Linked DNA regions of Homo sapiens: region 2 is linked to region 1. A link is a loop called in an ENCODE intact Hi-C map of the cell type or tissue named here. Cell type or tissue: Caco-2. All regions are shown on one strand. Each heading gives the region's core, and the rest is flanking DNA. Links, peaks and the distances in the headings are about the cores only. Region 1 overlaps ME3 (malic enzyme 3). Region 2 overlaps PRSS23 (serine protease 23).

The links. Peaks named below come from ENCODE experiments on the same cell type or tissue, not always from the same donor. Only the 100,000 strongest peaks of a DNase experiment are listed, where the experiment ranks them.
Region 2: a loop joins it to region 1, with 2.8 times the contacts of the local background. A loop is called at or near these places in 39 of 110 quality-filtered maps.

The regions. Positions count from the first base shown.
Region 1 is chr11:86,620,614-86,623,413 of GRCh38, forward strand. The region is part of intron 2 of ME3 (malic enzyme 3); the gene reads right to left. Among named protein-coding and RNA genes, the nearest start is that of ME3, 51 kb to the right of the region's middle. In Caco-2, for the core only: no CTCF peak of the experiment used is centred there; a DNase peak (open chromatin) is centred at 1,458.
Region 2 is chr11:86,810,650-86,813,449 of GRCh38, forward strand. It overlaps PRSS23 (serine protease 23), which reads left to right. Exons shown (of 2, transcript NM_007173.6): 2 at 1-584. Among named protein-coding and RNA genes, the nearest start is that of PRSS23, 12 kb to the left of the region's middle. RefSeq lists an enhancer at 890-1,476. In Caco-2, for the core only: no CTCF peak of the experiment used is centred there; a DNase peak (open chromatin) is centred at 1,562.

The DNA.
Region 1 (2,800 bases), core at 16-2,515:
TCACATGTAAGGGAACAATCATTAAAGGGAGTTTATCTCACATTCATTTGCACATTTGTTCTGCAGCTTACAAAGGGGATACCTTTATGCCTTCAAGAAGATACAGGCACCTCTACCAGGTAGCCCACTTTGAGGAGTTAATTTCAGCTACTTGTGTGCCTTAATATCATACATCTTTTTTTGATCAAATATTTTAAAATTCAGACATTTTGCTAATTCAGCCAATCTCTCTGTCCTCTAGGGCCTCAGTCCAGTTTCCTGAGGTTTTTAAAAAATCAGATCCATCTGACCTAGGCCCACTTGTCTTGGTGCATTTTCCCAGCAGAGCATGAGGTTTCTCATGCTTGTGGTTGGTTAAGTAATACAATACAGCCCAGGTTCCTGACCGGGCCTCCACCAAAGTAAGGTCTGGGTTGGGATCCAAGGGACAAATGATGTCGAGGGAACTCTTCCAGGCCTCACAATAAAGTGTCCAGACCAAAATGTTTCAGTTTTGAGTCCAGATCAGAAAATTAAAACCCACCTATTCCTGCCATCTCCAAATTTTGCTAGAATTGCTTTGGGAAAACTGTTTGCCAACTTGAAATATTTATTTCCTATCCTGACACAATGTTCTTTGAGGTAATAAGAGGAGAAAAGTCACTATTTTCAACAATTTCAATCCAGGCCTAAGGCCAGTAAGAAAACATTGTTTTTATTGGCATAGAATTCATGGGATTTAAGAATAATTAAGGTCAGCTACATCATAGTTTTTAAACTTTTTTGCTCCTCAGTCTTGGCTAATTTGTTAGCATGATTCTCAGAATTCTTAAACAAAAATGCAGAACTTTGAATTATTTACAATTGGCCTGAGAATGTCTCTTGAGTAATCATCAGGCCAGGACTGGTTCCATCACTTCAGAAAGTTTTTTTTCTAAAGTTAAATCAGGAGTCTTTCTTTTCTTTCTCTCCTTCCATTCTTTTTCTTTCCTTCCTTTCTCTTTCTTTCCTACAAATGCTTCAACTTTGAACTTGTTTTTGTGAATAGGGTTGTATTCAAATTCAAGCTGACTTAAAATATAAGTTTAAGGCAAAGTTAGTCTAACTTCAGCATAATTTGATAATAAAGATCTAGTGGGCTTTCAGGAGAAATAACATTCAAATCATAATTACAATCGAGGTTGGAATAATGGGGAGAGGGAAGGTCTGAGGAGATTTGAAATAAATCAAAATATAAAACAATGTGTTAAATGCACTTTTATATAAATGAAAATGAACCCTGTAAAGCAGAATGTGAAATTACTTTTTCCTTTAAGAGAGTTATTTTTAGAGCTTACAGGAGCTTTATGGATTATCTCTAGTCCAGAGATAACAGGAAAGTTTCAACTTCCAGCATTGTTAATGGGCGCCTAGGGCTCTATGTTAAATATTGTATTGGGTAGCCTCATCAGGCCTCAGCGAGGAGTGTCATGATTGATTAATGATGTTTGCCATGGCCAGGTGAGAATGTAGGTGGTGCAGGACTTGTGGAAGAATATGTGTGGAAGGATGCGTTCCAGATACCTTTCATGGATCCAGTCTAACCTACAACCTTGACAGCAGTAAAATCTTAGACTGCAGAGAAATTGTCTGCCAATAGTCACATGGATAGGTTGTGCCAGAGCTAAAACAAAAGCTCTGCATGTGGGTTCTCATTTTACGCCTCCCTATCAATGGGAGTCATTTAAAAATGCATTACATACTACAGACACTGCCATATCCAGTGATATATCTACAGGGATTGTGGGAGGGCATTAAAAAAAAAAAAGTTGTTTGCTGCTCACTCAGTGCTCTCTTGAGATGAGAATACCTAATAGTGTCTGTTAGAACAGGTGGCTTTCTGGTAGATCTGATAGATTACTGATTCAGTCAAAGGTGAGGCCTCAGCAACTATATTTTTATCAAGAGCTCAGAAGGTCTGTGGACCACAACTGAAAAACACTGAGACAATATCTCGTTTCTTCCTGAAAGTTGTGTTCCCTGGTTTTCCCACTTCACACTGTTCTTTGTACCACCTCTTCTGTCTATGGGTCTCTTTCTCCTGTGTATATTTTTTGATGTTTTCTTGTTTCTTCTCCCACTTTTTGGTGCAGCTTCTCTTATTCCTGACTCTGGCTGCCATCGTTGGCTGATGAAAGAGTTCCTTTTATTTGGTGAGTTCATCCATCAAGATTGTCTTCGAAGCTTTGTCTTTGAAGTTTTCACCTATTCCCAACCACTCCCCCTGGAAGCTTGTTTCCTGCACTGTTAAGAGCATGGACCCTGAAGGCGGACTACCTGGATTCAAACCCTACCTCCACCTCTTATTGGGAGAATGACCTTGTGTAAATGACATCACTTCTGTGTCTCAGTTAACACGCCTGTAAAATGGAAATAATATCTATTTGTGATGGTTAGTTTTATGTGCCAACTTGACTGAGTCAGAGAATACCGAGACAGCAGGTAAAACATTATTTCTGAGTGTCTATGAGGGTGTATCTGGAAGAGATTAGCATTTGAATCAGTAGAATGAGTCAAGAAGATCTGCGTCGTCTCATCTGGTATCATCCAATCCACTGAGGGCTCACCCAAATAGAACAAAAAGGCAGAGGAAGGGTGCATTGTCACTCTCCTCTTGAGCCAGGACATCCATCTTCTCCTGCCCTTGGATATCAGAGCTCCTGGTTCTTGGGTCTTCAGACTCTGGGACTTATACCCTGGCTCTCCTCATTCTCAGGCCTTTGAACTCAGACTGCATCACACCACTGGCTTACCTGGTGCTCCAACTTGCAGATGGTATGTT
Region 2 (2,800 bases), core at 175-2,674, 190 kb after region 1:
AAAAATAGATGTTCCTTTTGTGAAGCACCTTGATTCCTTGATTTTGATTTTTTGCAAAGTTAGACAATGGCACAAAGTCAAAATGAAATCAATGTTTAGTTCACAAGTAGATGTAATTTACTAAAGAATGATACACCCATATGCTATATACAGCTTAACTCACAGAACTGTAAAAGAAAATTATAAAATAATTCAACATGTCCATCTTTTTAGTGATAATAAAAGAAAGCATGGTATTAAACTATCATAGAAGTAGACAGAAAAAGAAAAAAGGACTCATGGCATTATTAATATAATTAGTGCTTTACATGTGTTAGTTATACATATTAGAAGCATATTTGCCTAGTAAGGCTAGTAGAACCACATTTCCCAAAGTGTGCTCCTTAAACACTCATGCCTTATGATTTTCTACCAAAAGTAAAAAGGGTTGTATTAAGTCAGAGGAAGATGCCTCTCCATTTTCCCTCTCTTTATCAGAGGTTCACATGCCTGTCTGCACATTAAAAGCTCTGGGAAGACCTGTTGTAAAGGGACAAGTTGAGGTTGTAAAATCTGCATTTAAATAAACATCTTTGATCACAAAACCCTTGTTTTCTCATATAATGCCTATAAGCAATCTGGTGTTCTACTAAATACATTCTGGGGATCTCTGTAACAGCCTTTTGGTTGAGGTGGTAATGTAGAAAGAATGATGAGTCCGAGTGGGGTCAGGTGTCTGTGCCTTTAGGGTTTAACCAGACCCTATAACCAGGATTTGGAAATCTTCACAGCGTGAAATTAGAAGTAATAAATTTGAAAATTATCTGTCGCTGAGAATCAGAAGTTTGTGGCAGAACTGGGGACACATGTTTTACATAGACTTTACTCCAAATTTTGAATTTTGAAAAGGAGATAGTGTTTTTAAAAGGTGGGAAAATAGCCTTAAAGGGGTAAAGAAATAGGAGCAGAGTTGTATGTGTAATCTTTCTTTTTACTGTTTTTGGACCAAAAAGGGATTGAAATACCAAGGTCATGCTCCCAATTCCCTGTTCTTTGTGTAGCTCAGTCTACCTGCTTGGGGAGATGGGAAGTACCTGGTGATGCCTGGATCATGTATTCAAGGAATCACTCTTTCTCTAACAAACCCCACAGGAGGTCTTTAATGCAGAACTTGTTAAGAATGACTAAGCCTGCCCTGGAATGATGACTCTAGGCTGCTGTCTGCTAACTGAAGGGTAAATGGCAGCCATCCAGTGAGTCCAGAGGAATTCTGACAGTGATCCCCAACACTCACTGAGGGCTTCCTTCTTACTTTGCCTGGGTTCTGCTGCTGTTCATGTCTGCACTTTTTCTTTGTTCTTGTCATGAACCAGCTCAGGTATGCCTTGAAGTTGCCTCTGACCATTGATTTCTATGGATGTTTGATAAGGCAGCCATTTCATTTATCATTCAGAATGGGATTCTTTTGAGAATGCTATGACTAATGAAGCTGGGGCAGCAGGTGTAAGCCAGGTATGTCTTGGCCAACAAGCATGTTTGGTCACTTAATTATTAACCTTTCAAAGCTCTGTATAGCGTGCAGACTGGCAGCCATCCTTGCTAATCTAGGAACAAAGGTGGGGCTGCAGCTCCCTGCGTTTCTCCTCTCTGGGCTTCCATTGTGATTCCTGTGATACCTTCTTTGCCTGGCTCAGCATTCTGAGGGCCTCCAATAGGGGAAGGGCATTTAAAAATCCTTTTGATGGGGTGGGGTCATCGTACATACATGGCAGACATGAGGCCATTTCTGGGCGATCAACAACACATCTGTTTTTAGTCTGGGGTTCCCCCCGGAGGAGGAAATAAACCAGCTTCCAGAACAAGAGTAAACAGGGGTTGGCCGGGCATGGTGGCTCATGTCTGTAATCCTAGCACTTTGGGAGGCTGAGGCAGGTGGATCACTTGAGGTGAGGAGCTCCAGACCAGCCCTGCTAACATGCTGAAACCCCGTCACTACTAAAAATACAAAAATTGGCCGGGCATGGTGGCGCATGCCTGTAATCCCAGCTGCTAGGGAAGCTAAGGCAGGAGAATCGCTTGAAACTAGGAGTCGGAGATTGCAATGAGCCAAAATTATGCCACTGCACTCCAGCCTAGGCAACAGAGTGAGACTCTGTCTCAAAAAAAAAAAAAAAAAGAAAAAGAAAAAGAAAAAAGAAAGGGTAAACAGGATTGAGAGCTGAGATAGCAGCCTGGTATGGGAAGATGATGGCCTTGGAGTTGGGCAGACTGATTCCACAGTTGTCTAGTTCCTTATGGCAAATAAATCCCAATGCATTGTGGTTTAAAATTTAAACCCTCCTATATGATTTAAAGATCCTCCCTCTTCTGGGTTCCAGCTTCTCAGTGGGCTCATTTGAAGCTGAGGAAGAGAGAAAGGAGACAGGCATATTTATCTGACTCATTGCAGTGATGTTCTCTCTTCATTGCTTGCTGCTTCTCAGATAACACCAGCTCTTCTACCCTCCTTAGCCCTTAACTATGGTGATATAACCCTCTGTCTCCTGCGCACCTTTATCTAACAGATAGCTGTCTCAAGTACACAGCCAGCAAGATGCTTCAAGCCCAGTCATCTTGTTTCCTATTTGCATAACCCACAAGAAACTCATAGGCTTGCTATACCTGTGTGTTAGTGGCTTATTGAGAATTTGGGAGGGAATATGTTTGAGCCTCAACAAACTGAAGTGCAAGGGCCCCTGGCAGTATCAAATTTGTTCTGTTTAAGAGACAGATGGGGAAGAGTTCAAAAAGATAGATTCCAGCCAGCTCATATAGAAATTAA